Linked DNA regions of Homo sapiens: region 1 is linked to region 2. Evidence: chromatin loops called from intact Hi-C (ENCODE). Cell type or tissue: prostate gland. All regions are shown on one strand. Each heading gives the region's core, and the rest is flanking DNA. Links, peaks and the distances in the headings are about the cores only. Region 1 overlaps RHBDD1 (rhomboid domain containing 1). Region 2 overlaps NYAP2 (neuronal tyrosine-phosphorylated phosphoinositide-3-kinase adaptor 2).

Region 1 (16,389 bases), core at 5,695-13,694, 1.3 Mb after region 2:
AGCACAGCCTGCTCTTCCCTCAAGGCCAGCCCAAACTTAGCAGCCAAGCAGGGCTTCTGGGGCAGTCCAGGTGTGGAGCTCTTGTCCATTGTCACTTAAGTCCTCTGTCACCTTGTCTGTGTCCTCTGGTCATACTAGATCTTGGATATGCCCACCCCCCTGGAGACACCACTAGACAAAGAGAAATGAGGATGTCTAGTCAGTGACTTCCCAAGTCCAAGTCGAGACGTCTGCTTCAGCTGCTTTGACATGCAGCAACATCAAAGGAGCAGTACCCCAATATAGTAACAATTTGTTGTAAATTATCAAAATGTGTGAGCTTTACCCACGCCTCCTTACCTGGAAACCCTCCCCTGCCTTTTCCTCTTCTTTGACTATCCCATCTTCACTGTGTAGGAGACTCACCACCGTATACTGATGAAGAATGCACACAGTTCCGTGTGGTGCTGCTGCTACCTTAAGCTCATCTAGAACACTTAGAGGAAGAGAAGAGACCCCAGTCCAACTTCACACATCAGGCTATTGTCTCATTTTGAGAGGAGGAGAGAAGGGAGGGTTAGGAGTACCTTAACGGGGCCTGGGTGTGGCTTCTAAGTGCTGCAGGCACAAGGTACTATGACTTGGGCCTATCGGGTAGGTGTCTGGAGTGAGGCCTCTTGGCCCTGGGTCACAAGGGCAGTGATAAATTTCAGTGACCACAATACTGCTCTGATATTTTTCCCCACTTGGTGGCATTTTATATATAAAACTGAGGCTTCATTTATTTTGACCCCCTCCTCCCATTGAAAGAGCCATTATCTATTTCTTAGAGGCCCCAAACAAACAGGGTGGATGGCAGAGGCCTCTTGTCTGGCACAAGACTCGGGTTCCTGGTTTACCCTTCAGGCTGGGATAAGGCTGGCCTCACAAGTGAGACTCAGAAACAAGCCACTGCTCTCATGAATGCCTGTCTTCATGGAAAAAGGGATCTTTTTGGTCATTTGTTTCTGTGCCTTTGTTCTGGAAATGAGGAACTTGAGGCCCAGAGAAGTCAAGGAGCATCATTGGATGTCTCGCGTCTCTGGTTTCCCAGTTCAGTTTGTGTCTCCCCTTCGGCAAGCTCCCCCTCCCTTTAGTTTTGCATTTAACACAGTCTTGCCTTCATGACTGCCGCCTCCTTTTTTTCTGTAAACACAAATATGAAGTGTATTTGCTTTGCTTTTCAGCCTTGTCTGCCCCACTGAGTGTCCGAAATAGCCGGCTGGAATTCATGAGAATGTTACGTCTTCAGATGTTTATAATCCAAAAGAATCCCTTATGGTTTTTAATAATAAAACAACTTAGATGTCGGTATTTTGTGTTGGAAAGGCGAGCAAAGTTCACAATGCAGCAATTACAATGCAGTGCATTATGTATAATTTGTAGCCTGCCCCAGGAGCAATGGTGAACCGTGAAACACCATCCTGGCCCTGTAGCATAATTAGCAGGATCAAACGCTGCACAGGGAGAAGCATAATAGTTGTCATCCGAGGTAAATAAAAGTAAGGAAAAGTTCTGATACACCCCAAATTATATAAAGAGCAGCCCCTATATCAGGCTGCAAATATGTCAAGAGTCTTCATTGCTAATTGAAGAAATCTTTTGAGGTTTAGCAGCTCATAAATTCACACTGGGAATTGGCCTATTGTTCTAAGTCTTGTCTTTGGAATGTAACAGTTGTACTTTTATATTGAGTTCCTCCAATAGTACCATTGTAAACATGAAGAGTTTGCATTTTAACGTAAATTTGAACAATGTGGTTTTAAAAGAGTTCACCACATCAAAAAGAGGCTGTTTGGGCATGTTTTATGCATTCTTTTCTCTATAGTATTTAAAGCTATAAATGACTCATAGAAGTATGTTCCATTTAGATCTGTCATGTTGGTGTAGTGTCCTCACTGGAGCTTGTACTGCCCTTATTTTTTTCTACTGTGAGATAATTATCTGAAAACAGGTCTAGGCCTTTTGCCAAGTCACTTGCCCTTAATCTGTCTTCAGATCCATAGAAACAATTCTAGAACGCTGTTACACTTGGACTAAACAGCAACACATTTTGTGCCTTTTCATGATCATCTTTTTTTTAAAATTCAAATATTCAATTTGTACTCTTTTTTCTCCATGTACCAATTACAACCCTTCCTATAGCCTGCTAGCCCCCCATTAAAAATCTCTAATTTTTTGCCAAGCCACTAGTTGGAGTAGAGAAAGGTTGGATGGTAAAGGGAAACATGTGTGTACTGGTGTCCAAAGCAAACTGGCGGAATATGAAGAGTGCTGGGCTTGGATCTGACCCCTGGACATATGGACCATACCGTTTTCTGGTGTGAGACCTCAAGAAACTGCCCACCTACGTCGAGCCTCAGTCTTTACATCTGTATAATGAAGGCAATATTTAGCACTCTACACCTCCTTCCATTCCTGCATTTGTTCATTTATTTGTTCATCCCCAGGCATAGAATGTGGACATAAACCCTCACTGTCCTTGCCCCCATGGAGCTCACAACGCAGTGAGAATGCACGCTGTCAAAATGATTAGATTCACGAGTAATCACTAACCATGGCATCATGTGCTGTGAAGGGAGGGGATCCTGTGAGAGCTTCAGGCAAAGGACCCTCACTGGGGGTGATCAGAGGACACAGTCACTTCCCTGGAGAAGTTGTGTTTGAGCCAAGAGCTAGAGGACATGAAGCAAGGAGAGATGTTTGTTTTTGAAAAGCTCTCCCAGCTACTGTGTGGAGAATGGCTGGTAGGAAGACAGGAGCGAGTGTGGGGAAATGGTTTAGGGTTGTGTTAGAGTTCTTCAGAGGGACAGAAACCAATAGGATGTAGGTATGTATAAAAAAGAGTTTATTATGGAGAATCAGCTAAGTGATTACAAGCAAAGTCCTATGATAGGCCATCTGCGGGCTGGGGAAAGAAAGAAGCTATTCGTGTGGCTCATTCCCAGTCCAAAAGCCTCAAAACAAAGGAAACCTGCAGCGCAGCCGTCAGTCTGAGGCCCAAGGCCCAAGAGCCCCCAAGAGGCCACTGCTGAAAGTCCCAGTGTCCAAGAGCTGAAGAAACTGCAGTCTCATTGTTGTAGGACTTTCTCCTCAGTTCAGCTAAAAACTAGGTTCTTGTCACACAACCAGGAAAGATAAGGCTTATGGACACATAGAAGGGTGAGAAAAGCAGAATTTATTGGGTGAAAAAAGGAAAAAACTCAGCAAAGCAAGATGGTTCCTGTTAACAGGCCCCCATCTCACCAATTGAATCCCAGGTCACCACCCAGGAACAGGAGGGGCCAGGCTCCTCCCCCCTGCAAATGGCTGGAACTTCCCGAGACCCCACCCCATCCTCCCATTGCACAGGTCAGTTGGAGATTCTCTAGGAGCCCGTTTTACTTGGCTGGCTCATCATATTCAAAGGCAGGAGGAGAGGAAGCAAGCATCCCGCACAGGAGGAGAGAGGAAGAGCAAGAAGACTCAGCAGGCTGGGTACCCTTCTACCGTCTGCCCTGTTCTAGCCATACTGGCAATCCACTGGATGGTGCCCACCCACATTGGGGCGCATCTTCCTCTCTCAGTCGCCTGACTTGAATGTCGGTCAGTCTCTGGCAACTTTCAGAAACACCCAGGAGCACTGCTTCACCAGCCATCTAGTCATCCCTCAAGCCAGTCTAGTTCACACCTACATTAACCATCACAGCGGTTTAGGCACTGGTCTAGGCCCATGATACAGGTGACTCAAACATAGTTGGTGACAGGACAGATAGAGAACAATGGACAAATTTGGGAATGTTCAGGTTAAAATGACAGGTTTTGATGGATTGAATTTGGGGACAGGACGAGTGGAAGAGGAAGGTGTCAAGGAAGACTCTAGGGTCTGGGCTTGTGTGACTAACCAGAGGGATAGTGGGGGCATTTCTGAGAAGGGCAGCCTGGAAAGGGGGTCATTAGTGTAACAGTCAGCACCACTTACCTTTCATTGCTTTGACCCAGGTGCTCATATCCTTTAATTCATTTGGTCCTCAGAACACACCCATGAGCTAGATTTTACAGATAAGAAAATTGAGGATCAGTGAATAAAGTAGCTTATCCTAGGACACAAAATAAGAGGCAAAGCCAGTATTCAACCTCAGCTCTTTCTGATTCAGAACCCATGCCCTACTCTCGTTCCCCACCAGAGCGAGGTAGCAGAAGGGCAGCTTTGTAAGACACCGGTATCCACTCCAGATTTGGTAAGCAAGGTTCTAAGCAGAATGAAATGCCTGGAAGAGAAAACGGGAGATTTGGGGTGTGGTTCTGTGCCTCTTAGCTCTTAGGAAAACCATTTACCTTCTCTGAACTTCCATTTCCCATCTCTGACATGAGCAAGTCAGATCTACCATCCTGAAGACACCCCTCGTGTTCTGGAAATGCATGATATTTATGATGTCATCCTGGATGCATCTCATACACAGTCTCCCATCCACACTTAATTAAATCTGTAGGGTTCCTTATGGTCTTAAAACCATATAGTCCTTTCTCTGCTAGCTTTTTATCTGGCCAAAGCACATATTTAGATACTTCCAATGAAGTTCAGAGAGCAACATATTCCTCTTCCCTTATCTAAATCTTCAGTTACCCAAGATGAGCCTAATTCTAGGTTCCTAACTTGGGATTGATGTTTAAAAAATTTAGTTCTGGAGTTTTCTTTTTCTGTTCATAAAATGTTTTATTTTACTAGAATTTATAAATAATTAATGTCTATTAATAGGCATGTAGGAATAACTCATTTTTTGTTGTTATTGAATATCTCTCCGTAGCAGAGACCATTTTAAAATAATTTCTGAGTTTAATTCTAGTTCAGTTTGAGACTGAGGCAGGCCATTTCAAGGGTGTAAAACCAGTCTGAGACACTCCTTGGCCTTCCTGAGGCTGGATGGGCTTGTTTGTAAGAGATGTTAGGTTTCCATCACTCTGAGTAAACTATCACAAGGACAGAAAACCAAACACCGCATGTTCTCACTCATAGGTGGAAATTGAACAATGAGAACACTTGGACACAGGGTGGGGAACATCATACACTGGGGCCTGTCATGGGGTGAGGGATGGGGGAGGGATAGCACTGGGAGAAATACCTAATGTAAATGCCGAGTTGATGGGTGCAGCGGGCCAGCATGGCACATGTATACCTATGTAACGAGACCACACATTGTGCACATGTACCCTAGAACTTAAAGTATAATAAAAAATAAATAAATAAAGGAGCTCATTGAACTTCAAAAAATTTTTTAAAAAAGGAGCTCATTGAACTTCAAAAAAAAAAAAAAGATGTTAGTTTTCAGTCACAGGATTGTCTCCTGCCTCTGTAGGTTAGCACACACAAGCACACACTCATGCAAACACATGCAGGCACACACATCCATGCACTCATCCACATGCACACACATACACACACACACACACACTTTCTCTAATGGGGAACAAGATTAGGATTTGGGAGAGGGATAATGAGTTAATCAGACCTAAAAGAACACACAAAAAGTGGTTAATTAGACTCAGGGTTAAATGCCATCAAATACAGAAACAGGCGTGGTTTTAAAATGACCATCATACTTCTCAGACAGTTTTTCACATCACAGAAACTGGCTTCCCAGCCACCACAATTCTAGGCTAACTCTGACCCACATAAGAATTTCTCAGCTCTGGGGTGCAGAGAGCAAGGGCTCCTGCTTGTTTGTGCATTTCTCCAGATGGCTTCTCACTGCCACGTATCTCATGGAGCTTATCTACTCCAAACAGATAAAGGTTGCATCGCCCTCATGGTCCAAGTTATCTAGACCTTTGTGGAGAAGCCCACCCTGGTTTCCTAAACCACAAGCTGCTGCCTCTCAAAATTCATGGCTATCATACTTTTGATAAGTATATCATTCCTCTTTCACATATTTTCAACTTCCCCCCGCCCTCTTTTCTTTTCTTGCCCAGCAAGCACACATCTGGCCACAGGCCTCACATGTGGTAGGGTTGGGCTGGGAGGTTCCCAGTGATTCCCTCAGCCCTGCCCCTAATGATTTGGTTACCTTTGATACCAGCCATAACTCACTCTAATTGCAGGTTTTTCTCAGAGCAGTTTGTCTTCCTCTAGTTCCACCTGCAAAAGATGGATGCCAGGTGGCTGTCAGCTTTAATAAGGGCTTTGGACCACTGTGTTCTCCTAGGCCGCAGATAATCTCAGGGACAATATCCTAGGTCAGGGATTGTTTTTGTAATTATGCATTGATATTGGTATTTCTGGACCTGTAGTTATATACTAATCAGGCTTATGGTAGTTAAAAAGTAAAGATAAGTTGAACTTTTAAAACATTTAAGACAGCATTCAGCATCAATAGATGTAATACATCTCATATCTCAGCCTGTTTCTAGCTACTGAATGTTCTTTAATGTGGCCAGAACCCCAGAGCCCAGGCAAAGCTTGTGAATTTCATAGACAAAACAAATAGACTGAATTGTGTTCCAAAGTATATGAGTTTGTAGCCCCCACTCACCTGTTCCTCACTATTTGTGTCTCGGGATTTGAGAGCTATTTAGTGGCTGAGGCCAGAAATTGAAATTTGCCCTAATGGTGTGTTAGCTTGTTCTTTCATTCATTCCTCAAGCATTTATGATGCACCCACTATGTACCAGGCACCAGGGATCCAGAGGTGAATTCCCTTGTTCCTAGGACTGGGTGAGTGACACTGGGCCAGTTTCTTCTACTCCAGTGTCATCACAAATAGAATTTTAACTAACGATTGTATTTGTTGTGTTTTTCAGGATAGCTGGGTTGCACTTTTATCTTTTAAAATCTACATCATCCAAGGTTGAGCATAGCATAACCTAGGAAACTACCAGTCTTTGACTCATAGTAAATGTCACCAGAAACCTACTTGTACTAAACCAAATGCCATGCTAGTGCAAATGGTCAAAGGCAAACATAACCACAGAACACACTATGGCATTCCTGTGATCAGAGTTTCTCAAAGTGGGGCATGTGGGCATCCAGCTCACTTGAGGTGCATGTTAAAAAATGCACATTTCTGGGTCCCCCAACAGACATTGATCTGGAATCTTCCATTAGAACCCTAGAATCTGCCTCTCACCAAGCTCCCCGACGTGGATTTGAGAATCACTGTTCTAAATCCAGCATCTAGTATTTAGCCCTTCGAAGCATGCTGTGTTTTCTGCGGGAATGTGGCACGGAAGTATTGGGTAGCTGTGGGACCTGGGGCCAGTTATGTGGTTCACTTTATTTGCTGCTAGTCAGTCAGGCCACCTAGCCTAGGGGCCAGCCACCTCAATCCATTTCTTTTCCCAGGCCCAACAGCCTTGTTTTACAAGACACATGGTTATCTGCAGTAGTTGTCCAGGGTGACCTAAACTTGACCACTCGGGGATGGTTGTTCTCAGCAGAAGTTGCCAACTTTTTGTCCCTTTTCAAAGTTCTTTTCCCACTGGCTTGTCTTTTTTTTTCCTTATTCCTTGAATGCTTGGGATGATGTTTACTTGTACTTTTTTTCACGTGCAAAGGTTAAGGAGTGTTTTAAGAAGATTGAGGTTTCTGAGGGAAATGTTGGCTAATTTCAAATGGTCTTTGATTTCAAAAGTCAATGAAAACATTCCCTTGATCCTTGGTTTGAAGGACTGGAAATTGGGCCATCTCTCTGGTTTGAAACTCAAGTGGAAGGGAGTGAGAAAAAAATAAAACAGGTCTAAATATTATCAAAAATGCTTCTTTATACCTTTAGCTGAACAGAAGATTTGAGAGCCTGGGCAAAACGCAATGGTGTGGGGGATCTTGTTATTTGTGAATGGAGGAACTGTCCCTGCTCGTATAGGAGGGTGAGCCATGCAGCTGGCATTGTGTCCCTTGGAGGGAGGGAGCTGCTGTCTCCGGCAATTATGAAGCCACCACTTAGGACAGAGTCCCAAGAAAGATGTGCTTTCTTCTCCACCAGAAAGCACATCTGTTCACCGCTCTGATCACTGGGGGTCTGCCCAGCAGCTGTGACAGCCAGCACCTGCTGAACTACCAGTTGCCAAGCTGCCAACTTCAAAGATGCTGTCTTAGTCAGTTTAGGCCACCTTAACAAAATACTACCATGGACCCGGTGGCTTAAACAACAGAAATTTATTTCTCACGGTTCTGGAGGCTAGAAGTTCCAGGTACTAATATGATCAGGTTATAGTGGGGTCCCTCTTCCTGGATTATAGATGGCTGCCTTCTCACTGTGACCTCACATTGGCAGAGAGTGCAAGCTCTGGCCTCTTCATTCCCTGATAAGTTTACCAATGCCATCACGGGGGCTCCACCCTCATGTCCTCATGTAAACCTAATTACCTCCCAAAGGCCCCACCTCCACATGCCATCACATTGAGGGTTTGGACTTCAACGTATGGATTTTGAGGGAACACAAATATTGAGTCCATGACAGCCTTCGTGACCTCTCTGAGCCTAGGCGGACCAGGCAGAACAGCAACAGCTAACGCCCTGGGGTCGTAGGCTAAGGAATTAGAAATATTCTCCTGAAAGGAACCACTGGTGCTGGAGACTTTTGCAGATTCCTAGAACTCATGGAATACTCAATTTATAAGCCCTGGTCTTGTACATTCACTCAGTGCTAGGCCAGAGAAACCCCCAAGTCAAACCAAGTTCTGAGTGTCCTTAGACAGCAGTGTGCACTCTGAACCAGGCATCAGGCACAGTCAGAATGAGAGCTAGATGGGCCTTTTATCTCACTTCCGCCCTTCTGATGCTCTCCTGGGGGTTGGGGTGGGGGAGGGGGAGGAGGGGCAGAAGCAAAGAGGAGGATTGGGGGCAAGTACAAGTGGGGGGTTTGAGTGAAAATGTGAGCCAGTAACCAGTACCACCTGATTAGGCCTAACATAGATCATTTTGAGTATTACTGCATCCAGGATTGATTGTCTTATTACCATAGATTATGTCTGTTTATCTCCTCTGATTTGGAGTTAGCATATTTAGGAGGCTCCGGATCATTCCTGCAAAGCACTCACTAACACGAGGCAGCATGCACAATAGCAGGAGGAAATTCAGGATTAGAACTGGTTAAACTATCTACATTCATATCCATATCTGTATCTATATCTCTCCCAGTGCCTTGTCAGTCTCCTCTGCTCTGGAAGAATTCTGATATGACATAGAAACTGCTAGATGCTGGCAAATAACTCCTGGGTTTCGGGCCATCTAGACAATAAACAACTCCATAATATTCAATGCAGCAGCCTCTGTAGCGCCCATCTGTTTCAAAATAACCCTAATTCTGCTTACGATGCGGAATGCTTTGTTGACTGGAATTTGTCCTAGTTTTCTTCAGCAGATTTAATGTCATAGGCCTCTGGTTCCACCTGCTGGCAGATATAAATACCAGAATGAAACTCGGGTGGATATGTTCAGTTGCAAGAAAAATCCGAGCTGTAGCTCAATGGTTCTCAAAGGCTGATGTACATCGGAGTCACCCGGGAGCTCATTAAAACTACAGCGGCCTGGGCTCTGTGGGAAGCCCACCCAATCAGCAACTATTTCTTAAACAGCCCTCCTGGTGATTCACACACCCACACCAACGTTAGCAGACCCCACTTCACCTGGAATGAGGGGTGCAGAACCCAGCAAGGTTAGGGATGATTCCAGACCACTATATCCTACTCATGCCCAAGAGTGACAAAGCCACCTTGAGATGCCCACTCCTACCTCTTCCAGTTTATCCAGGTAACTCTTAGTGGCAAAGGCCAAAGCTTTATTCCCTTGGAACTCATTTTAAAAAGAAAAAGTTCAAAGTGGAGAAAACTGATGAAAGCACTACTTATCTAAGTGGTCAAGGTTAATGTCACCAGTGATAAGTCATGTTGACAGCACGTTGATATGTGATGAGGGCATTTCACCTCTATGGTATTCTTCACCAAAACCCATAACCCCAGTCTAACCATGAGGACAAATAGCAGACAAACCAGACCGAATGAAATTCTTCACGATATCTGTCTGCTACCACTCAAGACTGTCAAGGTCATGGGGGTCAAGAAAGGACTCAGAAAGAGCCACAGACCAAAAGAGACTAAGGAGACTTGGTAACAAAATGTACTGTGGTCTCCAGGATTGGACCCCGAACAGAAAAAGGAAATTAGTGAAAAAAACTGGTGAGATCTAAATGTCTGGAATTTAGTTCAGAGGAATGTATCAATGTTGGTTTCTTAGTTTCGACAAATGTACTGTAAGATGTTAACATTTAGGGAATAGACTTGTCTGCAGTATCTTTGCAACTTTTACGTAAATTTAAAATTATTCCAAAATAAAAAGTTTATTAAAAAAATTTACAAGAAAAAAATAACCCCATCAAAAAGCAGGTAAAGGATATGAACAGATGCTTCTCAAAAGAAGACATTTATGTGGCCAAGAAGCATATGAAAAAAAGCTCATCATCACTGGTCATTAGAGAAATGCAAATCAAAACCACAATGAGATACCATCTCATGCCAGTTAGAATAGCGATCACTAAAAAGTCAGGAAACAACAGATGCTGGAGAGGATGTGGAAAATGGGAATGCTTGTACACTGTTGGTGGGAGTGTAAATTAGTTCAACCATTGTGGAAGATAGTGTGGCGATTCCTCAAGGATCTAGAACTGGAAATACCATTTGACTCAGCAATCCATTACTGGGTATATACCCAAAGGACTATAAATCATTCTGCTATAAAGACACATGCACGTGTGTGCTTATTGTAGCACTATTCATAATAGCAGACTTGGGGCCAACCCAAATGCCCATCAGTGATCGACTGGATAAAGAAAATGTGGCACATGTACACCATGGAATACTATGCAGCCATAAAAAAGAATGAGTTCATGTCCTTTGCAGGGACATGGATGAAGCTGGAAACCATCATTCTCAGCACAGTAACACAGGAACAGAAAACCAAACACCGCATGTTCTCGCTCATAAGTGGGAGTTGAACAATGAGAACACATGGACACAGAGAGGGGAACATCACAGACCAGGGCCTGTTGGGGGCTGGGGGCAAGGGGAGGCATAGCATTAGGACAAATACCCAATGCATCTGGGGCTTATAACGAGATGACAGGTTGATGGGTGCAGCAAACCACCATGGCACACATATACCTATGTAACAAACCTGCATGTTCTGCACACGTATCCCAGAACTTAAAGTATAAAAAAAAAAAATTGGGATGGGAGGACGGCACTGAAGAGAGACAAAATGTGTTGGAGGACATTGCCAAGGAGCATAGCATGGCTGCTTCTGTGCCCAGCTGCCAAAAGTCATGAGCAGCTAGCTGGTAGGACAGGCAACAGTCTCCAGAGAAGCTGCTCAGGCAGCTGGCCAATGAGGCAGGTTGCTGGTGTGACACATTTGCACTCTCCCATCTCTCCACCACCTGACGCCTGTGTCTCACTGGGAACAAAACAATCATGGACACTCGAACCTCTGTGTGGGAGTCAGAGGTCCAGGCCCCCCTCTGGGTACAGATGAGGGGCCTGAGGCCCAGGGAGGGAAGTGACCTGTGCCAGATCGTGGTGGACCCCAGATATGAACCCACATCTGGTTGAAGTGAATTCATTTGCCACAGCATTTCTCAGTGACTTGATATATTATCTGCAACAGAGTCATCTGGGTGCTCGTTAAAATGAAGTTCCTGGGCTCCAACCACCACTTACTGCATCAGAATCTGTGGTGAGGGGGTGGAGGGGATCCAATAATCTGCATTTTGAACAGGTTCTTCATTTCTGTGCACACTTCAGATTAAGGACCACTGCAGCAAACTGGGCAATGGTTGCTGTTTGATGGAAACTTCTGTGCATAGGGCCAGGGCTGCTAAAAAGCTGAGAATGGGAGAATCCAGCTGCCACCATTCTCTTAGGATGAAAGTCATAGCAGGTGGCAAGCAGCAGGGCCAGGACCCAGTGTGTTTCAGGAGGAGGCAATATTTTATTCTATTTTGAGCTCAGTGTATTATCATTTAAACACTCTTGCCCTCACTACTCTTTTCTTTTTAAAATAATGTAATTAAAACTTACCCAAAGACAGTCTCAAGATCAAGAAGCAAGAGGTTGGGAGTAGGACTCATATCAGGGCCCTGAGGAGGCCACTGTAAGTCTCTTCCCCTGTCCTTCCCTTCCACTGTGCCCCACCTGAACATCTGCAGGAAAACCAGGTCATAAAGAGACAATGGCAAGTCTCCTGGACCCCAAGATAAAGGTCAGAACAGACAAAGGACCCAGATGCCTGGGAAGCCTGAAGCAGGCCGCAGTTTGGACCTAAGGAATCCTTTGAGGCTGCAGGGTCCCTGTAGTGGAGTTGAGCAAAGACTCAGGCCTTGCGAGGTGGATAGCAGCTGCCCGCACTGTGCCAGGCTGGCCCTCTCTGCGGACTGGTGTGGAATCTGCATCAGAAACATCAGAAGAGGCCGGGGGCTCCAGCTGCCCCTCCGAGCAGACACATTGGCCCTGGAGCTTCTGAGAGGAAGGTAGGATTTTAATATTCCGAAGGGTTTTCATACTTTTTCTATCATTTTACAGACCTCATATACATAGATATAGATATATTAAGAGATAGAACGAGCATAGAGAATTATTCCTGTAAGAAGTTACAAACTGTTCTCTATTTTAGAAAATACTTGAGAGTTAACTACCAAGGCTGACTTTTGCAGCTAGACCTATCTATTGCCAAACCTTACTCCTTGTCAAAGGAGATCCTAATTCTAGATGCATCCAGTTATCCAAAATAAAGCCTTACTATTTGCAGTGAGCCTTATTTAAGGCAGAAGATGCATTGTTTCTGCTGTCTTTTAAACAGACCCTGTCTCCAAGTCGTAATTGAGGCAATAATACATTCTGGAGGTTTACACATGCTGATGTAGGGGCTGAGGAAGACAACTGGAACATCTCATGTCTGAAGGAGAATAGGCGGGGATCTAGGTTTGAGTTCCTGACTCAGCCACTGACCAGCTATTTGGCTTTGCCAAGTTGCTTAAAATCTTTAAGCCTCAATTCCTCACCTGTAAAATAGACAAAGAAATTCTACTTGGAGGGATAAGTAGGATAGAAACCACTTATAACAATGTGGATAAATCTCACAAGCATAATGTAAATTGAAGCCACTCACAAGGCATACATATTGTATGGATCCACTTATGGACAAAAATAGGGGAAAAATCTATAGTTAGAAATCAGGATCATGGGTACTGTTGGGTAACGGGGTATAGTAACTGGAAGGGGGCTTGTGGTGGCTTATAAGTGCAGGAAATATTGTGGTATTTTCAGAAATATCCTCATATCTTGATCTGGATATTGGTCTCACATGTCCAGTTTGTGAAAATGAATCAAGTTATACACTTCAAGGTGTAGGGGTAGGGGAGCAGTAAACAGAGTGAGCATGTAGCAATTGTCCCACAAATATTCTTTGTCTCTTTGACTTTTCTTTCTTTTTTTGGGAGGTGGGGGAATTCTAGAAGTCTGACCATATCTTGTCTATATTGCAGGAAACACTGACCTGACATAGTGGACCTGATGTTATAGCTTACTCGATTGTTAACTGGATTATGGCCTGTTGATTTTAAGTCATTTTTGTTCATTAAGGGTCTCCAAAATTAACCAACTGGAGGGGAGAGAAAAGTACAACAGGTAAAGTGGTAAACTAGGGGCTGAGTTGATCTCTATTTCACAATGCAGGGTGCTGACCACTGTAAATCACAGAGATCTCCATTTCAAGGCTTCTTGTTTTGAGATTCCAGATATTATTTCAGCATTAGGGAATCTCCACTGTTGCAGTCTTGATTGATTGAAGGATAGAAATGCGAATGTTTTCTCTCTAAAGTCACATCTAAATATTACCTTTCTCGTAAACCAAAACTGAAATTTCCATTTGTATGAAAGTTATACCATTTTAAGTTAATTTCACACTATTTATAAAGAGAGAATATTATAATTAGTGACTCAAAAAGTAAAGTGTGGTTACTGTCTTTAAGCATCTCCCCTTTTCATGTCTTGCTAAATTGTTAGACCTGGGGTCCCTTCAGGCCTTTTTGGTCTTTGACGGTAAATGACTTAACAACCATCCTTTCAGGGGAGGCATTTTGGGAGCTTTGCAGTTCATGGAATGCTAATAAAGTAACATTCTTGAAAGAGAGAACATGGGTCGCATGCTGCTGCCCTCATCTGACAATAGAAATCCCAGAGAACACTGGTGATTTATTTAGAGGTTTCCTGGTTTAGAAAAAAAGTGATTGCCTCTTTAGCTCCCTAATTTAAGGGAGAGATACTATGCTATCCTGCGACTCCAGTATAACTTCACTGCATGGCATAGTGCGTTCATCAGATCATGGGCAGGATCTATGAATAGCAGCAAATCAAACATCTCTATTTACATGGATGGCGAACGGTAGGGAAAATGGCCATCAACTCATGGTGTTCCTTTTAGCAATTCTTATCTGGACAAAATTGCTTCTCTTCCCTTAGATGTAAAATGCAGAGGCTACTGCATTTTACATAAGGGTAGAGGACTGAACAGTTTTTCATCAAGAACCACAAATCAATAAATTTTATGATCTTACTACTGGTGCTGTAATTGAGGTAAATCATCTTAACACGGGAAGTATTCCTGAGGTTCTTTGAAGCATGCTCACTGCTTCTTTGAGTAAAATTGAGGGCTGACCTCCATTGACAAAAACACAGAGGCAAGGCTCATAAATACTCATATTCTCTACCAAGTTCTTTGGAGCAGGGCCGTTTCACCCAGGCCTGTAAATGTCCAATGTATGATTTAAGCAGAGAAAAGAAGATCTTGGCTGGACACTCCAGCTCTGTCAGTCACCCAGAGGCTCCTTCATGTGACAAAAGCGTGCTGCTTAATGAAAGTCATTAATTACCTTTTTATATCTATTTCTCAGAAGACAGATATTTAGTAACTAGCAACTCAACACTTTGTACAAAACACTGCCAAAGGGTTTGCAAACAGAATTGAGCTCTGTATTTTAAGAAGTCACTGGTTTTGTCATTTTATATATCTCTTTTTTGAGACAGAGTCTCACTCTGTTGCCAGGCTGAAGTGCAGTGGCAAGATCTGGGCTCACTGCAATCTCTGCTTCCTGGGTTCAAGCCATTCACCTGCCTCAGCCTCCCAAGTAGCACGGGATTACAGGCCCAAGCCACCACACCCAGCTAATTTTTGTATTTTTAGTAGAGTCGGGGTTTCACCACGTTGGCCCGGATGGTCTCAATCTCCTGACCTCGTGAACCGCCCGCCTCAGCCTCCCAAAGTGCTGGGATTACAGGCATGAGCCACCATGCCCAGCCCATTTTGTATATCTCTTATACAGAGTTAATTAATGATAGGAACCAAATAGACATTTAGCACATGATTCTTGATGATGTTAGAGATGAACAATCATACCATCCAATGTTCAGCAGGCATTTACTGTCATGTGGCACTCAGCTAATCATTTTATATGCATTATCTCTTCTAATCCTTCAACAACCCAACAAAGGAGCTACTCAGTATTCCCATTTTATAGATAAGGAAACTAAGACCAAGAGCAAGAGGGTAGCCTACTTGCTCAAGGTTGTGTAGCTAAAAAGTGGAGGAGTTGGGATTTAATCACAGGTTGTCAAACTTCAGAATCATGGAAAGGACCCTGGAAGTCCCCTTTTTCAGTAGCCTCCTCTCACGTATGAGTCAACTGGACACTGCTGAAATGAAGCATCTTGTGAAGGGTGTCTCCACGAGTCCCAGGCAGAGCTGGGAAACTATCTCCTAATTCCCTACTAATACTTTTTCCTTTACACTCATGGGGACACCTCCTACCACCCCAAGGAAGCTTGTCCAGATTCTTTCCTGTGTGCTGAACAAATGTGAGTACATATCAGAAACACAAAGATAAGACCCTTCGAGAAAGCCTGCAAAGGATGCTGGAGGTTAAGGAGAGAGGTAGTAGATCATATGACACAAGTGGAAACTATAGAAACAATTTGACACATGAATGCAAAGGTGGGGAAGTAGAAGACAGAGTGTACCTGAGACTGAGTGGACAGCCAGGAAGCCTTGTGCCGAGTGTGGCTCCAACGCAGAGCACACACACAGTAGTCGGTGTAGGTTAGGGGCTGACATCAACTTTGTGATTCTCTTCGAAATAAGTTTTTATGCTTAAAAACATTCTCCTCAGATCAACTCATATTCAAAACAGTGTAGTTTTCAGAGTTGGAAACAAAGCAATTCGGCCATTCTTCAGAGAGTAAGATGGCTTTTGTATCAATAACACTGAGTTGGAAGGATTTAAAATACCCTTAAGAGCTGGCATGATTACAAATCGGGCATTATTGTGGTTTGGGTTGTATTGTTATACC
Region 2 (16,389 bases), core at 4,606-12,605:
TGAAAACACTTCTCCAGATAAATTGGATTCCTAAAATAGCTTTTGTTGAGAGCTTCTTATGTGTTTGCCAGAGTGCTCAGAATGCTGTATTATCTAATGTTGTTCTTACAGCACACTTTTGAAGTAGGTAATATTATACCCGTTTCACTGATGATAAAATTTTTGGCTAAACAGTTTCTGTTACCTATTGAAGGTCTTATAACCAGTGAGTGGCTTTATGGATGTAAGATATAAAACCAGGTAGTTCTATCTATCAAACCCCTGCTTTATGCATAGTTGCCTCATATATAACTTCCTTTTTGAATTTGCTCTCTCTTTTTTTTTTTTTCTGAGGCGGAGTCTAGCTCTGTCACCCAGGCCGGAGTGCAGTGGCATGATCTCTGCTCACTGCAACTTCCACCTTTTGGGTTCACGTGATTCTCCTGCCTCAGCCTCCCAAGTAGTTGGGATTACAGACATGCACCACCACACCTGGCTAATTTTTGTATTTTTAATACACACAGGGTTTCACCATGTTGGCCAGGCTGGTCTCGAACTCCTGACCTCAAGTGATCTGCCCACCTCGGCCTCCCAAAGTGCTGGAATTACAGGCGTGAGCCACTGCACCTGCCCCTGAATTTGCTCCCATTCTAAAACTTATTTTCCTTCACTTTCATCCATTTATTTAATCACTCTTCAATTTCCCAGGTCTTGCCTTTTGACTTTTTGAGACTAAAATGTCATAGCAGAGGACAAATTCAACTAGGACTTCAAATAAGCAGAGTGCCAACCAAGAGCAAAATCTCCAAAGTTGACATGAGGTTGGGAAAGTAACTTCTGGAAGAAAGCTAAGTTCCATTCATCGGTTATTACATTTTTGTGGACCATGGACTAGTGCCATGGGACATCAGCCCTGCAGCTGTGCATGTGCACAAGTGTCTGTGGATATTAACACTTGAGCACATCGAACCCTTTCCACATTCTGAAAAGAAAACATATCCTCGCCCACACATGCACACATAGATATCAGCTTCCAGAGTACTGTTGTAGATTTAACCAACAACACAAAAGACCAAGACGTATTCACCAAAATGTATCTGGCTTCTGGACTTCCACAGAATCCTACGAACAGACACTTTAAAGTGGGAGGGGGGAACCCCAACTGTACTGTCATGTCAAAGCATTTGTTTTCTAAAGTAAATGCTGCATTAGAGCTAGTTAATAATCCCTAGTTGTCAGCTATTTTGACAGGGATGGCATTTGGAATGCTGCATTTAATGACTTCTTTCCCAGAAAATGAGAAAGTTATTTGAAGGACCAAAAGGTGTCAGGAGTAATCCTACCCAACCCAATCAACTTTGCATATGAAAGGGGTAGAGGTTTTTCGGGAGAAACCAATAGAGCTGAAGTTGCTTATCATTCAAGGAACGATCTAGGAAGGAACACAATCTGTACTGTCACTTGTCTGATATAAACCTAAATAATGAAACAAGGGACCTACCCTTGGAGAAAGCAAACACTCATATCCGACGATCGCAGTCTCCAGGCCTCGCGGAATTTCCAAGTATTTTGATTTCTACCTCCATATAAAATAAATAATGAATACAAAAGCACACTTTAGACCAGAAGTGTTAAATGTGTTCATTTTCAGTCATTCGTTTATTTAAAACATGGGCTATTTTTAACATTTTCTTTGAGCAAAAAAGTACAAAGCACTGTTTTTACTGTAAGCATGCATGGAGCACTAGGGAGAAGCAAGATGGGCCCAGGAAACCAGTACAGAAGGGGACTGGGGCCACTCCAGCATCTTTATGATTTGTGCTTTTTTTCTCTTGAATCCAAACAAGTCTCGCAAGATGACTCTGCAGTTTGATCACAGGTTTAGCATCTCTCACCCATTTTCCCAGCTCCAGCCTCTAAACTCACCCTCTGTTCCCAGATCCATTCTTCACAGCAGCAAAAGAGTGATTGTAGTTGAGTTCCTCCATGCAAAATACTTAAAGGTGCCCACTGCCCACAGCATGAATCACAAACAACTTTGCTTGGATTTCAAGGCCCTGTGTGACCTGGCCCTGGTTTTCCTGTTCAGCTTCCTTATCCATTACCTGCCTCCATTCACCTGCTACACCTCAGGTTCATCCACACACCCACCACAGTTCTTTCTCACTTTTTTTTTCTTTTTTCTGAGACAGAGTCTCACTGTGTCACCCAGGCTGGAGTGCAATGTCATGATCTCAGCTCACTGCAACCTCCGCCTCCCAGGTTCAAGCGATTCTCCTGCCTTAGCCTCCCAAGTAGCTGGGATTACAGGTGCACACCACCACGCCTGGCTAATTTTTGTATTTTTAGTAGAGACGGGGTTTCACCATGTTGGCCAGGATGGTCTTGATCTCTTGACCTTGTGATCTGCCTGCCTCAGCCTCCCAAAGTGCTGGGATTACAGATGTGAACCACTGCGCCCGGCCCTGTATCACTTTTAAATATTCCTGGCATGCCTCCAAGAGTTGCCTGACTCTTCCTTCTTCTTGGAACACCCTCCCTAGTCCTTGACTCCTGGCAAACTATTGCTTATTTGTCAAGTCTGGGATCAAGTGTGCTCTCCCATCCACAAGGCTTTTTTATCTTTCCCAAGCAGCTCTCCCTTCTCTGTCTCTTCCCTGTACTTACTGTCATAACCATGAAAGGCCTTATTTTTGCATCAGAGAGGAACTCTATTACACAGTAAAGCAGTGTGGGGAAAGTCAAGTTAAGTAAATTTTGCTACTATCTGAGTTTCAAATTTGCTGATGTGCACCGGAAATTGCAAAGCGAGGGATATAATATTGCTTATGTTTCTCAAATATATCCAACCATGGAATGCTTTTTGCATTTTTCCAAGGAGCATGTATGGATTCCAAAAATTCAGCTTATAATTGTTTGCATTAGAATGGAGGCTTCTTGAGGGCTGGGAATGTCTATTTTTATCCTGGAAATCTCTTGCTGTCTCAATACATATTGAATGAATAAATAATTGCTAACAGTGGAAACGGATTAGTATGTCATTGTATCACTGTTATAATAACTTGCAGACACATTGGGACTGTTGACTGTGGCTCTGCACACAGTCATCACATAGGCCCACCTCAGCTAGTTACTTACAAGTTTTACCTACTTACTGAGGATGAGAGAGAAAAATTAGAGAATAGAACTGAAATGCGGCCGGGCACGGTGGCTTATGCCTGTAATCCCAGCACTTTGGGAGGCAGAGGTGGTTGGATCACGAGGTCAGGAGATCGAGACCAGGATCATCCTGGCGAACATGGTGAAACCCCGTCTCTACTAAAAATACAAAAAAAATTAGCCGGGCGTGGTGGCGGGCGCCTGTAGTTCCAGCTACTTGGGAGGCTGAGGCAGGAGAATGGCGTGAACCTGGGAGGCAGAGCTTGCAGTGAGCTATCACGGCACTGCACTCCAGCCTGGGCGACAGAGCGAGAGTCCATCTCAAAAACAAACAAACAAACAAAAACCCCCAAAGGTTTATGAATATTAGGAGAAACTATCATGGAAACAATTCTAGAAAGACATTCCATACTCGAGTGATACAAGTATATATTTAAGGCAGAACATGAACTATGATTGGAGTAAATTAAGACATTTATAGTCTCTGAGAACAGAAGGGATTATGAAGCCTTCTCTCCACAAATAATATAGAATTTTACCTTTGCAAATAGCACAAACCTTACATAATTTCTCCATACATTTTACTTAACTTTATTTAGATTTTCTCTTTACAAAATTTTGCATAAGTTTATTGAAGCTGAACTTTGCTCTTTTTTTTTCTATAGTTCTGCCCTGGCTTTGCTGAGCAGGTTCCCTAAACACATGGAGACCTCCTCCTTGGGTGATTTAGCACTTGTTACATGCCCATAGAATCTTTAAAAATACTCTTGCAGCTAAATTCAAATACAAAGGCAAAAGAAAAAAAAATGTTTTTAAGTGTGAACACCCCCAGTGACAAACAGCTGTTCACTACTACAGTTTATTGAACCGAAAGAAGGTCTCTCCCCTTCCTGTCCTGCTGGTCTTCTCAATAGGAGTCACAAAAATGGAGCGTTTTAACACAACTGGTGAACAGTCTCATGAGCTGCGTGAAGATTTGCTAAATCTGCCAGGAGAGGGCAGCACACCACCTTTCCCTAGCTCCTTTTTTTTTTGAGACCAAAAAAAAAAAGAGTTGGAGACCAGCCTGACCAACATGGTGAAACCCCGTCTCTACTAAAAATACAAAAATTAGCCGGGTGTGGTGGTGCGTGCCTGTAATCACAGCTACTCAGGAGGCTGAGGTAGGAGAATTGCTTGAACCTGGGAGGCAGAGGTTGCAGTGAGCTGAGATTGTGCCATTGCACTCCAGCCTGGGCAACAGAGCAAGCCTCCGTCTAAAAAAAAAAAAAAAAAAAAAAAAAAAAAAGCCCACCACCCAGATAGACAGGAGGTAAGTGAGGCAAACGAGGTGGCCTAGAGTAGAGCACATCACGACCTTCTTTCCTTCTTATCCCACTCCCTCCCTCTCAGCTATTCCCAGGGGCTTTGGGTGGAGTGGCTAGACCTGGGGAAAAAGGATACCCTGGAGGATGCTGTTAGGTGCACACTTTCTAATGCTGCTCTGGCAACCTTAGATGCCACAGCTCTGAAGACCATCATCTGGGGTCTTGGCAAAAGGGTGGTGTGTGTAAAATTAACTTTCGGCCAATTTACCTTTTTCTTCTCTCTCCAAAGTCTCCATGCGCTAAAGTCACCTACTTTAATGCCAAATTGTTCACCCCATATGTCCCATGTCACCTATGTAGCCTACCTTCTCTTGCACCACCAAGCAAACACCAATAACTGACATATATCACTGTCATTGACATTTTGCAGTCATCAACATTAGTACTTGTTGACAAAAAGAGTCAAACTCTGTAAAATATTTGAAGAGATTTATTCTGAGCCAAATATGAGTGACCATGACCTGTGACACAGCCCTCAGGGGTCCTGAGAATATTTCCCCAGCGTGGTCAGGGTGAAGCTTGCTTTTATACATTTTAGGGAGGCATGAGACATCAATGAAATACATTGAAACAATATATTGGTTTGGTTCAGAAACGCGAGACAACTCAAAGCTTGGGCGGGGTTGGGGGGATGGTTCCAGGCTACAGGTAAATTTCAACATTTTTTGATTGATAATTGGTTGAGTTTGTTTAAACACTTGAGATCAATAGAAAGGAAATATTCAGGTTAAGATAAAAGATTGTGGAGACCAAGGTTCTTTTGAAGTCTTAAAGTGGCTGCCCTTAGAGACAATAGATGACAAATGTTTCTTATTTGGACCTTTAAAAAGTACTAGATTCTTAATCTTTTCAGGATTGGGAGGGCCTGAAAGAAAAAGATCTAGCTACCTTAATAGAGATTCTTTACAGATACATATTCCCCCCCCTCCATGCCCCCCCACCCCCCCAACACACACACAGAGGACAGCTTTGCAGGACCATTTCAAAATACAGCAAAGAAACATGTTTTGGGGTAAAATATTTTGACTTTCTTCTTTGTCATGTAATGTTATGCCAGGGTCAGATTGGAAAGTAAGTCACGGTATATAGGGTTAAATAAAACCATTCTGATGAGAATTTATGGTTTGTAGGGCATGACTCTCCAGACCCGTTAGATAGGAATTTGTGCAAGCTAAAAAAATCAGAGCTTAGTCCTCAGACTTCAGAATTTATAAGTTGCCTTCCTGTATTCAGCCAACAAATTCTTGTTGTGTACTGCTAAACACCAGATATTCTGCTAGATGCTTGAGTTTGAAGATGGTTGATATGACAAACTCCTGTGTTCAAAGAAATTTCAGCCTGATAAAGAAGCCAAATACGTGTGTGTGAATATATAAATATAAATATCATATATATTTAATAAGAGTGGGTGGGAGGCCTTTACAGTCAGACATAAGACAGTTTACAAAGGAGTGAGAAGTCTGAAGTCATACAATTTGTCAGAGAAATGCAAGCAGTTTAGCATTATAGGATTAACAAATGTTGAGGTGGGAAAAATTGTAGAAAAATGATTAGGGGATGAAGAGCATGTGGTAATGCTCTGGGAGAATTAGGAACCATAAGCATGATCATTATTACTCCCATTTTGAGGAAGCTGATTCACGTAGAAAGTCAAGTCAACAGAAATTTGCTAAGGAGCTGTCTCCTTTTAATTTAAATTCTGATTCCCTGAGATCATCTCACTTAAGCCTCAGATGACAGGGGGATTGTAGAAGAGAGCCCTTCCCTGAACAATTAGCATTACAAAAGAGGGCATTCTTAACCCAAATGAATCTTCAATGGATAGAATACCTAAGAGCAATCATTTGTTTCATATTTTCCTTTTGAAACTACTTAATAGAGATACCTTAATAGAGATGCTTTACAGATGCACGGTTGGAAGACTAGTATAATGTGTGTGCTTTTAAACACATACAGTTTTTTAAAATAATGTCACTTCATTTCTGAATATTTGAACATGACTATCCTAAGACCGAGTGTATTCTTCTAAACAATCAAACTCAAAAAAGCAGTCAGGTAATTTATAATAATTCACTACTACCTACTATCATCTAATATAAAGGGAATCCTCAAATCTCTACAAGGGCCCCAATATTATACCCCTCCCCAGTCTGGGATCCAATCAAGGATACGACATTACATATAGTTTTCAGTTTCTTTCTTTGTTTCTCCAAATCTCCTGAATCACAAATACTTCCCAACCTCATTAGTCTTTCAAGATAAGTGACATTTTCAGAGTCCAGAACGATTTTGCTTTTTTTCCAGAATGTCCCTTTGTCTGATTGTTCTCTTGTGATTAGATTTGAGTTCACCATGCTTAGCAAGAAAACTACATGTGATGACCTTCTCCAAGAGTCACACAGCAGATGACATCAGTTGGTTTCATCACTGGGACTGATGTTTGAACACAACATCAATAAGACTCTCTCTAGATTTGTCTACTCTATATACTCTGCGTACCAGGAGACTGAGGCCATGGGGGCTGCCTCAGATTTTCCATTAGAGGATCAGATCAGTGGATTGAGTATATTATGTTTCTTGTATTTTCTCTTAGAAAAAGAAGAAATCTAATTATGTTTTATCGATGTCTAAATATATTTGACCTAATGTTTTCTCATGTGACCATCACAACAGTCCTGCAAATCATAATCATTATCCCATCTCTGATGAGAAAACTGAGAAACAAAAGGCCAAGTGAAATCTCAAGTTCACAGAGTAATGGCAGATCTCGGCCTTGAACCCCTCTCTTCTTACTCTCAATGCACTGTCCTTTCCTGTGTGTGTGTCAGCTGCACTCTCCTGGGTATTATAGAGCAAACACATACTGAAGATTTCCTGTGCAGTTCATCACCACTAGAGGGAGGGAGAGGATCTCCAAAGTTAACATGTCTCCATTCATTTGGGCTAGAAATTACTTGACAAGTCAAACTATTAATGTAAGGTAATTACATACACAGGAATAAATAAAGAAAAAAATTGTGTCCTAATTGGTGTCCCCTGCTTTTTTTTTTTTTTTTTTTTTTTTTTTTTTTGCTGCTAATGGCTTAAAATTGATTGCATATGCATTAACTACAGACGTAATAGAGGATGATTAAGGACAAGTATGAATACCAAAAACTACATAATGAATGTCTGACTCATATTTTATTTACAGTGAGGTTTCAGGCAGGAACATGAAGTTGGCTGTTCTTTTACAATGTATGTTATCTACCTGAGGCATAAAGCATGTGGTACATGAACATACAGAGCAGATGTTAATTATTACTATTTTTCATGACTCTATCTCTTTCTTTTTACAAAAGAGATCAAAAGTCATTATGGCACGTGAATTTGGCTTTTATTACCCTGTATTGTTTTAAAATGAAAGGCCTTAACGTAGGTTTCTGCACATCACGTCTCTACCTACTACAAATAAGACACCATTGTTTAATTCATCCCTTAAAAGCTCATTCGTATGGACAAAAATGGGCAAAGCTAATCTCTATATATTTCAACTGATTATGTGTTACAAAAATAAACCCTAACTAGAGATAAAACTGGCAGCTTACATTTTCAACAACTTATTTTTCTTGATTACAATTTAAAAAATCATTTAGTGAGAAAAAAAAGGAAGAAAGAAACACAGTATTGTAATGTCAACCCTATGAAAACAAATATCCAGAATGTTCTGGGAAGAGCTCAGTTTGTTCTATAATTTGAAAACCACTGGGAACTGCTAAAGTGAATAACAAAAAAATCAAAATTTTATTAATATTTAAAATGCTGAAATGGAGAAAATTCAAAGTAGCATTCAGTTCAGTAGTAGAAAATGTGTAATTGTGTTAGACTTTAAAAAGAGAAAAATAACAATTTTTATTTCCGTTCTGTCCAGCAGTCAGATGATGTGCAAAGGGCAAGAAGGTTAAATAAATAGATACGATCATTCCAAAGACTCAAGTTGTTTGAAAGCAGTGTGAGCACACCTCCTCCAAGGAGAGTCGGGTTGTTATGAAGTACACCCAGGTTGCAGCGATTCACCTTACATGAGGGGAAGATGAAGAGCTCTTCAAATGAAGAAATGTGCTTTGCACATTCTGGCCCACTAAAACACTTTCTGCTCCAAACAGAAGTGGTATTTGCAGGCCCTACTTTGGAAGGTTTTATAGATAGGTCATGATTACTTCCTCTGACCAAATCCATTTTGTACAATCTTGCTATGGTTCTGTATCCTTGGCCTTCACAGTTGGTGTACATAGATGCCAAGGAATAAAAAGGATAACAGCCATCTGGTTCTCATCTCAACCAAAGAGGCAGGTTTAACTAGAGGAAATGGGTGCATGCTCGTGTGTCAAGTTATTTTTATTAGACCTGAAAGCAGAACCCTGGAATGTTGTACGGGGAGAGGTCATGCAATCTTTCCTTTGGAGACCTTTAAAACCACAGTAAATTTCCATATTGGTGAGATGATAGTAGTGTGGTTCTGCCTAAGAGAAAGGAAAGGATTACTAAATGAGTCTTTAGGCCATTTCAATGTAATTCTGCAGGAAATTCTAAAAAAGACCCTTACAAATTAATGGTCTTGGTTATGATTTTTATAGCCTTATGTCACCACAAAGGGGTGCTATTGCATTAGTTTATGTCCTTCCTGGGAAAACGTCTTCAGTATTTTCCAAAAAAAAAAAAAAAAAAAAAAAAAATTCCTACATAGGCTTTCAGCAATCATTTTGGCAGCATCAAGCAGTAATTCATTGTTTATCATGTGTTTTGGAATGACAGGGATCTGTATTAAAATCAATATTGCTAAGATTTCTTTGGATTGTTTACAGGCATACCTTGGAGGTATCATGGGTTCAATTCCAGACCATGGCAATATAGTGAATATTGCAATAAAGCAAGTCTCAATAATTTTTTGGTTTTCCAGTACATAGAAAAATTATTTTTACATTATAATCCAGTCTATTAAGTGTAAACATTGTGTCTAAACAATGTACATACCTTAATTAAAAAAATACTTCATTGCTAAAAATGCTAACGATCATCTGAGCCTGCATCAAGTCCTATGTTTTTGCCAGTAGAAGGTCTTTCCTCAGTGTTGATGGCTGCTGACTGATCAGGGTAGTGGTTGCTGAAGGTTGGGGTGGCTGTGGCAATTTCTTAAAATAGGACAACAGCAAAGTTTGCCACATCAATTTAACTCTTCCTTTTACAAAAGATTCCTCTGTAGAATGCAATGCTGTTTTTTTTTCTTTTTCCCTCCTTTACCTATGCCAAACCATATGATGCTGTTTGAGAACATTTTCCCCACAGTAGAATTAAAGTCATTTCTCTCAAACCCTGACACTGCTTTATCAACTAAGCTTATGTGATATTCTAAATCCTTTCTTGTCATTTCCACAATGTTCATAGCACCTTTACCAGGGGTGCATTTCATCTCAAGAAACCACTTTCTTTGTTCATCCCTAAAGAGCAACTCATCATGTGTTCAAGTTTTATCATGAGATTGCTGCAATTCAGTTACTTCTTCAAGCTCCCTTTCTAATTCTAGTTTTCTTGTTATAATTTCCACTTTACCACATCTGCAGTCCACTGAGGCCTTCAGTGCCTCAAAGTCATCCAAAAGGTTGAGATCAACTTCTTCCAAATTCCTGTTCATGTTGATATTTCAAACTCTTCCCATGAATGACAAGTGTTCTTAATGATATCTAGAGTGGTGAATCCTTTCCAGAAGTTTTTAAGTTACTTTTTTTTACCAAATTTATCAAATGAATCACTATCTGTGGCAGCTATAGCCTTATGAAATAGATTTCTTAAATAATAAGATTTCAAAGTCAAAATTACTCCTTGATTCATGGATTTAGAATGAATGTTATCTTAGCAGGCATAAAAACATTAATCTCCTTGTACATCTCCATGAGAGCTATTGAGTGACCAGGTGCATTGTCAATGAACAGTAATATTTTGAAAGGAATTCTTTTTTTTTCTGTGCAGTAGGTCTCAACATGGGCTTTAAATATTTAATAAATAATGCTGTAAACAGATGTACTGGCATCCACACTTTTTTTTTTCATTTCTAGAGCACAGGCAGAGTAGGTTTAGCATAATTCTTGAGGGCCTTAATATTTTGAAATAGTAAATGAGCATTGGCTTCAACTTAAAGTCACTGGCTGCATTAACTCCTAACAAGAGAGTCAACGTGTCCTTTGAAACCAGGTATTGACTTCTCTCTAGCTAGGAAAGCTCTAGATGGCATCTTCTTCCAACAGAAGGCTGTTTCTTCTACATCAAAAGTCTTTTTAGTATAGCCACCTTCATCAGTTATTTTAGCTAGATGTTCTGGATAACTTACTGCTTCACCTTACACTTTTATGTTATGAAAATGGCTACTTTCTTTAAACCTAATCAACCAATTTCTGCTGGCTGCAAACTTTTCTTCCATAGGTCAGTCACCTACTTCAGCCTTCGTATAACTGAAGAGCTAAAGCATTGCTCTGAATTAATTTTTGGCTTAAGAGAATGTGTGGCTGGTTTAATCTTCTACCCACACCACTAAAACTTTCTCCATATCAGCAAGAAGGCTGTTTCACTTTTTAATCATTCAAATATTAAGTGCAGTAACACTTGTAATTTCCTTTAAGAACTTTTCCTTTGCATTCACAACTTGGGTAACTATTGGCAACAAGAAACGTGGCATTTGGCCTATATTGACTTTTGACTTGCCTTCTTCACTAAGCTTAATCATATCTACCTTTTGATTCAAAGCGAGTAATGTGCAGCTTTTCCTTTCACTTGAGCACTTAGAGGCCACTGTAGGGTTATTAATTGGCCTAATTTCAACATTGTCATGTCTCAGGGAAGAGGGAGGCCTGAGGAGAGGAAGAGATGGGGGATATTTGGTTGGTGGAGCAGTGAGAACACGTAAAGCACTAATTGATTAAGTTTGCCATCTTATATGGGCATGGTTCGTGGTGCCCCCAAGCAATTACAATAGTGACATCAAAGGCAATCACAGATCACCATAAACAGATATAATGTTTTAGTCTGTTCTCACACTGTTAATAAAAACATACCTGAGACTGGGGAAAAAAAAAAAAGAGGTTTAATGGACTTACAGTTCCGCATGGCTGAGGAGGCCTCACAATCATGGTGGAAGGCAAGGAGGAACAAGTTATGTCTTATATGGATGGTGGCAGGCAAAGAGAGAGTTCTTGTGGAGAAACTCCCCCTTATGGAACCATCGGACCTGGTGAGGCTTACTTACTATCATGAGAACAGCACGGGAAAGACCTGCCCCCATGCTTCAATTACCTCCCACCAGGTCCCTCCCACAACACATGGAAATTCAAGATGAGATTTGGTTTGGAGATCTGGTTTGAGCCAAACCATATCATATAATAATACTGAAGAAGTTTGAAATACTGTGAGAATTATGAAAATGTGATACAGAGACAATAAGTGATCACATAGTGTTGGAAAAACGGTGACAACAGACTTGCTTGACAGAGGGTTGCCTCAAATCTTCAATTTATTTAAAAAAAAATGCAATGTCTATGAAGCACAATAAAGCAAAGCACAATAAAACGAGGTAAGCTTATGTAACAATTTCTTTAGAAAAATACACACAATCTTTGGATTATTGCTGTGCATTCATTACAAACTACACTTTTTAAATTTTTCTTTAGGCAGTGATGGGTGATATGGTTCTTACCTTGACCACTGTGAATCAAATTAATGTCTTATGCTGCAGTCATATAACCCTTTTGGGGTTAGGATTCTGGCATTAAAGAGCAATTGTTAGATCTGCAGGATAGTCAGAAAGCTCAGTCTTCTTTGAGAAATGATATGTGGTAAAACAAGAACATTCAGCCTGTGACTCCAGGAATAGTACCTCCTATCCACTCTTCCCTGGCAGGGAGTATGAAAAGAACAAAGCCGTCTACAGTCCTGTGTGTACTCACTACCAACAGTCCTCTGTTTCCCTTTTATCTTGGGTACAATGACAAAGCAGGCTGTCTGTTCCTGACCCAGATGGACTTCAGAACTGTAGCTCACAAATTTCCCCTGTGATGAGCAGAGGACCCCATTCGGGGCTGAGGAAGTCAGGTGAAGCCACAAAGCTTGGAGTCTGAAATCGCCTGAGCTGAGTCTAAAAGAGTTTCAGTAAGTAGCTTTCTGCTCTGAGAGCTGTGGGGTAGAGAGAGAGAGGAAACAAAAAAAGTAAAAACTTTCATTTCTTCTGACAAGACTTTGATGAGGAGACTGGGGACTTGAAGATAATGTAACTTGTAGAGAGTTGGGGCTTTGATTGTATATTAGGTTGTGGTATTTGGAGTTGGGGGTTAAAAATGTGTTCTGACATGCTGTACAAAGAAGGGCTATGTTTTCTGGTGTTTGCAAGTGAAATTAATTTCAAAATAGCTGAGGGTTTATTAGTCCCCCTCAGAAGAGTTTAACATCCCTTTATCTAGAAGCTTTGCTGTGGCTGTAGGAAGGGTTAGTGTGTTTGGAAAAATTGACAAGGAATCTTTGTGTTTATATTTGCCCGCTGGGACTTTGACTTGTGAGTATGTGAGGGGCAGAAGTGTGTTAAGGTGCTACAGTGATTAGCGGAGAAGCTAGACACATGCAAAGTGAATCAGCAGAGGGTGCAGGAAAACTGCCCTCAATCCAGAATCACCATCCTATGACCATGACCCCCGACATGTCATTAGTCTGTTGATTTTTCTCCTTTCCTGGAGACCAGGAAGCCCCTCGATATTTGTCAAAAGTGGAATATATGTTTTATCACATATCTTGAACCTCATCTATTTGTAGATTCTCCTGGAGGCAGTATGTTGAGGGAACAGGAGGTTAAATTTGGTCACAATAGGAGTGTTGGGAGATCTGTCGATCTTTGCCAAAGGCATGAGGTCATCAGTATTCAGGGAATTTGAAAAGGGGGTGTATTTTGAATGTTATATTTCCAGTAACATACTGATTTTAGAGTAGACTGTGTGTCAGCAAAGTGAGGGCAAGCCCCCAGTCTTATGTGTTAACAGGAAAGAAAGGATGAAATTCTTAATATCTATAGTAAAGTGAGTGATTATCCATTATTACCTTCTCAAATTATTTAACTAGAAATTTTTTTACAAGCCACATATGTCATATTAGTGATTTTTTCACAATTTATTGTTTATTAGTGGTAAAAGAATTTCCATCGAACTTTTTAAAAATTTCAACTTTTATTATAGTTTAAAGTATACATGTCCAGGTTTGTTACATGGGTAAATTGCCGATGCCGAGGCTTGAGGTCCCAATGATCCCATCACCAAGGCAGTAAGCATAGTACCCAATGGGCATTTCTTCAGCTCACACCCCCACCTCCCTCCCTTCCCCGTCTAGTGATCCCTAGTGTCTATTGTTCCCATCTATACATTCATGTGTAGTCACTGTTTAGCTCCGACTTATAAGTGAGAACATGCAATATTTGACTTGCTAGTATTGCAATAGCTTGCCTAGGATAATGGCCTCCAGCATCATCCATATTGCTGCAAAGGACATAATTTTGTTCTTTTTTATGGCTTCCTAGTATTCCATGGTGTATTTGTACCACATTTTTTAAAAAATCAAATCCACTGTTTATGGGCACTTAGGTTGATTCCACTTCCTTGCTATTGTGAACAGTGCTCCAATGAACATATCGTGCATGTGTCTGATAGAATGAATTGTTTTCCTGTGGGTATACACCCAGTAGTGGGATTATTAGCTCAGTTGGTACTCCTATTATAAGTTCTTTGAGAAATCTCCAAACTGATTTCCACAGTGGCTGAACTAGTTTTTATTCCCACCAACCATGTATAAGCATTCTCTTTTCTCTGCTCCCTTGACAACATCTGTAGTTTTGTGATTTTTTAATAGTCACCATTCCAATTGATGTGAGATGGTAACTCATCATGGTTTTGACTTGCATTTCTCTGATGATTAGCGATCTTAAACATTTTTGTATATGTTTGTTGGCCACTTGTGTGCCTTCTTTTGAGAAATGTCTATTCGTGTCCTTTGCTTATTTTTCACTGGGATTTTTTGCTTTTGTTTTTGTTTTTCGCTTGTTGATTTAAGTTCCTTGTAGATTCTGGATATTAGACCTTTATCAGAGGCACAGTTTATGAATAATTCCTCTCATTCTATATGCTGTATGTTTACTCTATTGGTAATTTGTTTTGCTCTGCAGAAGCTCTTAGTTTAACTAGGCCCCACATCAATTTTTGATTTTGTTGTAATTGCTTTTGGGGACTTAGCCATAAATTCTTTCACAAAACCTAGGTTGAGAAGGGTATTTCCTGTTTTTTTTCTAGGATTTTTATATTCTGAGGTCAGACATTTACATCTTTAATTCATCTTTAATTAATTTTCACATATGGTGAGAGGTACGGGTCTAGTTTCATTCTTCTGCATATGGCTAGCCAATTCTTCCAGCACCATTTATTGAATAGGGAATCCTTTCTCCATTGCCTATTTTTGTTAATTTTATTGAAGATTATATGGTTGTAGACTGGGCAGTTTACAAAAGAAAGAGGTTTAATGGGACTTACAGTTCCACATGGCTGGGGAGGCCTCACAATCATGGTGAAAGGCAAGGAGGAGCAAGTTCATCTTACATGGATGGCAGCAAGCAAAGAGAGAGCTTGTACAGAGCAACTTCTATTTTAAAAACCATAAGATCTTGTGAGACCCATTCACTATCACGAGAACAGCACAGGAAAGGCCTACCCCTGTGATTCAGTCATCTCCCACCAGATCCCTCTCACAACATGTGGAAATTATGGGAGCCACAAGATAAGATTTTGTTGGGGACACAGAGCCAAACTATATCAAGTACTATGCTGTTTTAATTACTGTAGCCTTATAGTATAGTTTGAAGTCAGGCAATGTGATACCTCTAGCGTTATTCTTTTTGGTTAGAATTGCTTTGACTATTTGGGCTTTTTGGTTCCAAATGAATTTTAGAATAGATTTTTATAATTCTGTGACAAATGATATTGGCATTTTGATAGGGATAGTATTGAATGTGTAAGTTGCCTTAGGCAGTATGGCCATTTTAACTATACAGATTCTTCCAACCCATGAGCATGGAATAATTTTCTATTTATTTGTGTTAGAGAGTCTCTGATTTTTTTGAGCAGTGTTTTGTAGTTTTCCTTGTAGAGATCTTTCACCTTCTTGGTTAGATGGATTTCTATGTTTTTCATTTTATTTGTGGCTATTATAAATGGGATTATGTTCTTGACTTGGTTCTAAGCTAGAATATTATTGGTGTATAAAAATGCTACTCGTTTTTGCACATTGATTTTGTATCCTGAAACTTTCCTAAAGTTATTTATCAGTTCCAGGAGCTTTTCGGTGGAGTCTTCAGGGTTTCCTATGCATAGAATCATATCTTTGGCAAAGAGAGAATAGTTTTACTTCTTTTCCTGTTTGGATGTGTTTTATTTATTGCTCTTTTCTGATTTACCCTGGCTAGGACTTCCAGTACTGTGTTGAATAGAGTGGTGAGAGTGGGCATCCTGTTCTGCTTCCAGTCCTCAAGGGGAGTGGTTCCAGCTTCTGCCCATTTGGCATGATGTTGACTGCAGGTTTGTCCTAGATGGGTCTTATTATTTTGAAGTATGTTCCTGCAATGCTTAATCTGTTGAGGATTTTTTTTTATCATGAAGGGATATTGGATTTTATTGAAGTCTTTCTCTGCATCTATTGAGATGAGCATATGGTTTTTGTTTCTGATTCTGTTTGTGTGGTGAATCATATTTATTGATTTGCATATGTTGATCCAACATTGCATCCCAGAAATAAAATCTTCTTGATCATCTTAAATTAATTTTTTGAGGTGCTG

Evidence for each region. Peaks named below come from ENCODE experiments on the same cell type or tissue, not always from the same donor. Only the 100,000 strongest peaks of a DNase experiment are listed, where the experiment ranks them.
Region 1: it touches region 2 in a loop (15-fold over the local background); 95 of 110 quality-filtered maps call a loop at or near these places.

The regions. Positions count from the first base shown.
Region 1 is chr2:226,976,138-226,992,526 of GRCh38, forward strand. The region is part of intron 8 of RHBDD1 (rhomboid domain containing 1); the gene reads left to right. It also overlaps a transcript of COL4A4 not described here. Among named protein-coding and RNA genes, the nearest start is that of RHBDD1, 150 kb to the left of the region's middle. In prostate gland, for the core only: a CTCF peak has its summit at 9,387 (motif pointing left); a DNase peak (open chromatin) is centred at 9,364.
Region 2 is chr2:225,661,412-225,677,800 of GRCh38, forward strand. The region is part of intron 7 of NYAP2 (neuronal tyrosine-phosphorylated phosphoinositide-3-kinase adaptor 2); the gene reads left to right. Among named protein-coding and RNA genes, the nearest start is that of NYAP2, 270 kb to the left of the region's middle. RefSeq lists a silencer at 7,292-7,341. In prostate gland, for the core only: CTCF peaks have their summits at 7,408 (motif pointing right) and 9,131; a DNase peak (open chromatin) is centred at 7,380.